2 separate regions of the Mus musculus genome follow, and region 2 is linked to region 1. A link is a loop called in an ENCODE intact Hi-C map of the cell type or tissue named here. Cell type or tissue: heart. All regions are shown on one strand. Links, peaks and the distances in the headings refer to the core of each region. The heading gives the core; the rest is flanking DNA.

Evidence for each region. Hi-C counts contacts between places; a loop is a spot of excess contacts. Peaks named below come from ENCODE experiments on the same cell type or tissue, not always from the same donor. Only the 100,000 strongest peaks of a DNase experiment are listed, where the experiment ranks them.
Region 2: a loop joins it to region 1, with 2.1 times the contacts of the local background. A loop is called at or near these places in 2 of 42 quality-filtered maps.

Annotation. Positions count from the first base shown.
Region 1 is chr16:33,460,003-33,462,916 of GRCm38, forward strand. The region is part of intron 5 of Zfp148 (zinc finger protein 148); the gene reads left to right. Among named protein-coding and RNA genes, the nearest start is that of Slc12a8, 57 kb to the right of the region's middle. In heart, for the core only: no CTCF peak of the experiment used is centred there; a DNase peak (open chromatin) is centred at 1,609.
Region 2 is chr16:33,399,295-33,402,208 of GRCm38, forward strand. All of the region lies in intron 1 of Zfp148 (zinc finger protein 148), which reads left to right. Among named protein-coding and RNA genes, the nearest start is that of Zfp148, 20 kb to the left of the region's middle. In heart, for the core only: a CTCF peak has its summit at 1,200; a DNase peak (open chromatin) is centred at 1,097; H3K4me3 peaks cover 1,284 bases; H3K27ac peaks cover 1,015 bases.

The sequences.
Region 1 (2,914 bases), core at 103-2,602:
GAAAATAACAAAAATAGTTACTTTAAAAATTGTTAAAATTGTTCCCAGCAGGGTATGGTGGTGTATTCCTCTAATCTCAGCACTTGGGAGGCAGAAACAAGTAGATCTCTTGTTTGTCAAAGCCAACCTGATGTACAGAGTGAATTCCAGAACAACCAGAGTTATACAGTGGACTTTTTGTTGTTGTTGTTTTGTTTTTAAGATTTATTTTATTTACATGAATATACTTAGCTTTCTTCAGATACACCAGAAGAGGACATCAGATCCCATTACAGATGGCTGTGAGCCACCATGTGGTTGCTGGGAATCGAACTCAGGACCTCTGGAAGAGCAGTTAATGCTCTTAACACTCTATCCCTGAGAGACCCAGTCTTAAAAAAAGAATAAGAAAGCCGGGCAATGGTGGCGCACGCCTTTAATCCCAGTACTTGGGAGGCAGAGGCAGGAGGATTTCTGAGTTCAAGGCCAGCCTGGTCTACAAAGTGAGCTCCAGGACAGCCAGGGCTATACAGAGAAACAGCAACAAAAACCTATACAAATTGTTCTTGCATGTTACAGAGTGGACAGAGAAAAGTGTGACTAGTTTTAACATTGATCTTAAGTTCCCCAGATGAGTGGTTTCTTATGTCTGAAATGTTAGGACTTTAGGCATAAGCTGGGTTCTGTTACACCTCCTCAGATATGTGTTAGTGCCATATTCAGATATTTCATTGAAGTAACTTATTCTGCCATTTTCATCGAAGATAAGTTTATCTGGATTTATAGTTTATAAACCAATGTGTTGATTGAGGGTTTTCTTTTTCAGTTTTAAGTTTCTCAGAATTCTAGGTGTAATATATGTTATGACAGTGTATAAGACTTTGGGGAAAGTTGTCAGAGAGTGGAAGGTTTAGGAATAATACGTAGTAGATGGGTGTGAGAACTAGAATTCAATATCTTTGGAAGGCTACTCTTTGCAAAGACATTTTTCAAACCTTAGTCTTTGCCCACTATCAGTGTCTTTCCTATATGCTGCTGTGTCGGATGAGATCTATATAGGAAATGCAGCTGACATACTGTGATGGAACTGTGTTGAGCACATCAGAACTCATGTCATGCTAACCAGGTCACCGTCACAGTCGGGAGGACCGCAATGTTAGCCATGGTAGTGAGGAGTACCACATTGCTCTGCCAGCATCAGCTGCTGACAGACACTTCAGAATCTTTGTCATCTTAAAGTAGGCAAGGATGCTTTGTCACTGAGTTGGGGGTATTATCTAGGTTAAGGTATTTTCTCTATTGTGAAAGAATCTACTTATGAAAATAGAGGAAAATTGTAGACGCTTGTTTCTTTCAAATGCCAAATTTCTCCTTTGGGTGAGGGAGAAAACCCTAGAGCTTCATGCATGCAAGAAAAACACTGTACTGTTAAACTCTATACCCCCAGCCCAAAGATTATTTCATTTTAATCAAAGTAGTCCACTTAGCCATAAATCACCTTTTGCTGTCTTTGTGCTGATGTTATAAACCCTTAAAAGTCATATGTCTTGTAAAACAGCCCCATGAGAGGACTGTTCTTTCCCCTCACTGTGGTGACGACAGCATAGACTTGGAAGCGTTCTCTCAACTGCTGGTGATTGCTTCACTGTCTCATTCCTTAAGGACAGGCCACTCACTCTTACATCACTGTGCCTGTGAGCTACTCAGCATCACTGTTTTGCCTCTTTAAATCTGTCTTTGTTCTGTATTACAGATAGCTAAAGTTGTTAGAAGCCTGTGATGCCTGTGTGAATGTAGTACAGTCTCGGTGTATTTATGTCAGTGGTTGTACCCCTGCCCCCATGCCCTGTGTTAGTTGTAATCACGTAGTATAAACAATTTCTAGGTTTTTCGTGCCATTTAGTACTCCACTGAGAAAGAGCAGTGTGGTTTTAGTTACTTCTATTCTGCAGTATGGAATTTAACAAAGTTTGTCATTTAACAAAGAACTTGAGTACCTGATCTCTTGACTAGAGCTAAAGAAAGGACATGGATTATTATTAGAGCCCTTTAGGAGATGTGAATACAGGCTAGTTGTTCAGAAATGTGCTGGGCTCTTGAAGAAGACCATATTCCACACACCGATTATGAACTCCATGGTTATCTCCCAGCAGTTAGTATGCATCATTGGCCGTAGAAAGCAGCTGAGATTAAGACAGGGTGATTTTTAAATGAGGAAGAAACATTTCTGAAACAGCAGCAAGTGGATGTCATACTCTCTTCTCCATGTTGCCTTGGCTTGTGGAAGAACTAACTACCTTTGAAGATGAAAATAGGAAATCAAACATAATGCTAATGAGAACATGAGGGAAGAAAGTAGAACATTAGAAAAAGAGTATACTAGTAATTCATTTATCTGGATTTACCAGAATATGGCTGTATTATGGGGAAATTGTTTTCTATAGAACTGAACCTTTAAAAAGATTCTGATGCTGAGAAAAATCATCTCTTAGAAACTATCACCACATCTTTAAATCCAGGAAGCATGCAAGGACCTTTCTAAAACTATCAGTCACAGGCTAATGAGATGGCTCAGTGGGTAAAGGCACTTGCCGCCAAGTCTGACTGTCTTGAGTTTGATTCAGGACACACATGGTAGAAGGAGGGAACTGCCACCTGCAAGTTGTTCTCTGTCACACGCATATGCACTGCACTCACACTCACATAAGGCCAGTGTGCTGAATATGAGTTGTGTTCCATTCTTTTGACACAGTGAGTTTCATATTCTGCCACTGTTAAAGCTTGCCACTTAAACATGAAATTTGCTAATTAGTAAAATGTAGCAGAGACTGAAGAGATTGTGACTATGAGGGACTAGTTCCGCATAGTGTGGTCACATGACTCTTAACTCTGCGTGGCCTTGCTATACCTTTGGGGTTGGTTCCTTTAGAGAAGG
Region 2 (2,914 bases), core at 171-2,670, 61 kb before region 1:
CTGCCTCCCAAGTGCTGGAATTAAAGGCATTTGCCACCACTGCCCGGCTTTGTCACCTTTTCTTTTATACTATCAAGGATTTAATTTTTTTAGAAAGTATTTATTAGCATATGTGTGCGTTGCATATTGAGGTTAGAGGGTAACTGACCCCACATTGCTGTGGGTTTGGGGGATGAGTGGTTCAGAGGACTTCTTACAAGTTCTTGCCTGTGGAGCCTTGCACTCACAGAAATCCGCTTGCCTCTCTGCTTTCCTAGTGCTGGGATTAAAAGTGCATGCCACTGTCACTAGTTTAGAAAGCATTTTTAGAGATTTATGTTAAGTTGTTGAGGGCAGGATTGGAGATAAAGTGATTGGAGATACAACTCAGAGGTGGAGTACTTGTCTCGCATTCCTGCTGGAGGTTGGAGTCTAGCCCGGGTACTGTAAAAAGGAGAAACAAGGGCTGGGCCAGACCTAGGAAATGGAGTTATAAAAAAGACTCCTGGAATAGTTTCACAGAATGTGAAATAATAACTTTGAGAGGATGATGGAACAACGTGGAGAGTCTATGATTATTTGGCAGGAGCTGGTACAAAATATAAAAGTTAAATTTGGTGAAATTTTTAAAGGAAACTTGTCAGGTAAATTTCAAAAAAATAAGTGGAAAGATGGGCTGCAGAAAAATTCCTTGAGGAAAAAATACAGTTCTTATGTTGAAACCAGAGGGAGGGAAGACTGAAATGAGAAAGTGAAGGGATAGAGAAGTGAGAGGAAGAGGGAGGAATGAAGTTATTGGAAGGTTTCTTCCTATTTAAGGCAGTGTTCTGCCAGGTGCCTGGTACCTCCTGATGACAGCTCAGTTTCTAAGGGTGCAGGTTTTTACCAAAGTTCCTGAAGCCACACATTTTTCATTTTAGACACCCAGGAATAGGGAGTCCTAAAGTTTCTTGGGTTGGAGCTCTGGACAGGTTGGGGAGCCTGGCCTAACAGAGCGGACCGGCCAAGGCAAACCGAGCTTTGGGCCTGCGGGACCCACGCGCCTGCGGCCAAGGAAGGCCCCTTGGCGTAGATCGAGGGAGTGAGAGAGCCGGGAGGCGGAGCCTTTTGTGTGCAGCGCGTGCGCCCGAGGCCTCGCTGCTGCTTCCGGATCGGCGGTGCGCGCTGGCCCAGACTGCCAGGGTGCCCCGGTACAGTGTCTGTTCCAGTGGGGCCGCTGGGGGCCAGGGGCTGCTACTCCTCCTGTTCGCTGCCCTGTGCTTACAGCTTTATGGTTCGTGAGAAGGTCAGGCTAGAACTTGGTCTACAAGACAACTTTGTTTAAAACGTAGACTTATGCAGAGAGTGTGCCACAGTCCTTATGTTGGTTGTGCTGGTAAAACCTGCGAGGTTAGTGGTGAGAACTCTCCCGAGGGCTTTCCAGGGGTAGACTGTGAAGCAAACTTTGTTCTCCACACAGCAAAGTACTTTTTTACAGTGACAGAGAATGGCTGCATATATAATAGACTCAAAATTAAAGTTAGGGAATACATATTGGAAGCCCTCCACTCCTGCGTTTGTTTGTCTTTTATGTAATGATTATGCCTTGTTCAGTTTCTCATTTAAAACTTAAAAAAATTAGGCATGATTTTAAAAAGACTTACTAATTTGTGGTGAACAATGGTAAAAGCACTACATAGATTTGAAATTTCAAGTGTGTTAAATGTTATTTTAAATAAGTTATACAGGATTTTAGAACTCATAAATCTAAAAATATGTTAGCAATTGCCTTTTGGGTGTCCGAGGCAGACCTCAGTTTTTCTGAATTTCTGGATAGCATTATCAGCATGGTATGAGTGTAGAACCTCCCCGTGAGTGAGTGCATAGTGTTTGAGATTACCAGTGTGTTCACAGCTGGGAATAGACCGGGTCTCTTCTTCCCAGTCTGCTGACCTATCCAAGAATAGACTAATGAAACTGGCTATTTATTTGTTTGGAGGGAAATATGGCCGAATTGGTTTTATAGTAAGCATTAAAAAGCTAAGAAAAATGAATGTGGCAATGTTTAGTTTATTGTTGAAATGTATAAACTTAAGAGTAATTTATTTGCATGGAATTTCTTTGGCCTTTGAAAAAACAACAAAGGCTTGAATATTCCTCAGTGTTGATTCCTTTTATGGGATTTGTGCTGCATTTGAATTTGATTAAATAGATCGATGGAGATACTTGGCATTTAACTGGGTGGATGTGTTTTTCATGTGGATATTTTCAGTGGTTACAAGTAACTTGAAAGCTTAGCCTTTTCAGAAATGCCAAGGAGAAAAGGAATTATGTTAATAGTAATCTCAGTTAAAAACCTTCCTGCCTGGCCATTACACAGGGCCGTGGTGCTAGAACTCAGGGGGCTTGAGCAGGAGGATCACCACTTCTAGGTAAGTGTAGGCTTGATAGCCAGACTGTCTCCAAACAAGAAAAACAGGAAAACCTTTGGCCCTCCTTATGGGGGATGCTTAACAAGGCACAGATAGAAATGTTTATGACTCTCTCCCACAGCTTTGAACAATACCAAGTTTAAATTTTATATGTGTATGGGCGTTTTGCCTGCATGAATGTGTACCAGAGGCCAGGGTGTCAGACCCTCTGGAACTGGAGTTATAGCTGATTGCGAGCTGCCATGTGGGTGTTGGGGATTGAACCTGGGTCTTCTGGTAGAGCGGCAGCTGTTCTTACCTGTGGAACCATGTCTCCACTCTCTCTCCAACAACTTGATGTGCTCTTAAACTATTTGGTTAGTGGCCTTTTTGTTTTGTTTTGGAGATTGGGTTTCTCTGTAGCCTTGGCTGTTCTGGAACTTGCTGTGTAGACCAGGCTGATCTCAACTCTGCCTCCTTAGTGCTGGGGTTTAAGACCTGTGTCACCACTGCCTAGCTATATTTTAATTTGCTTACTTTATTGG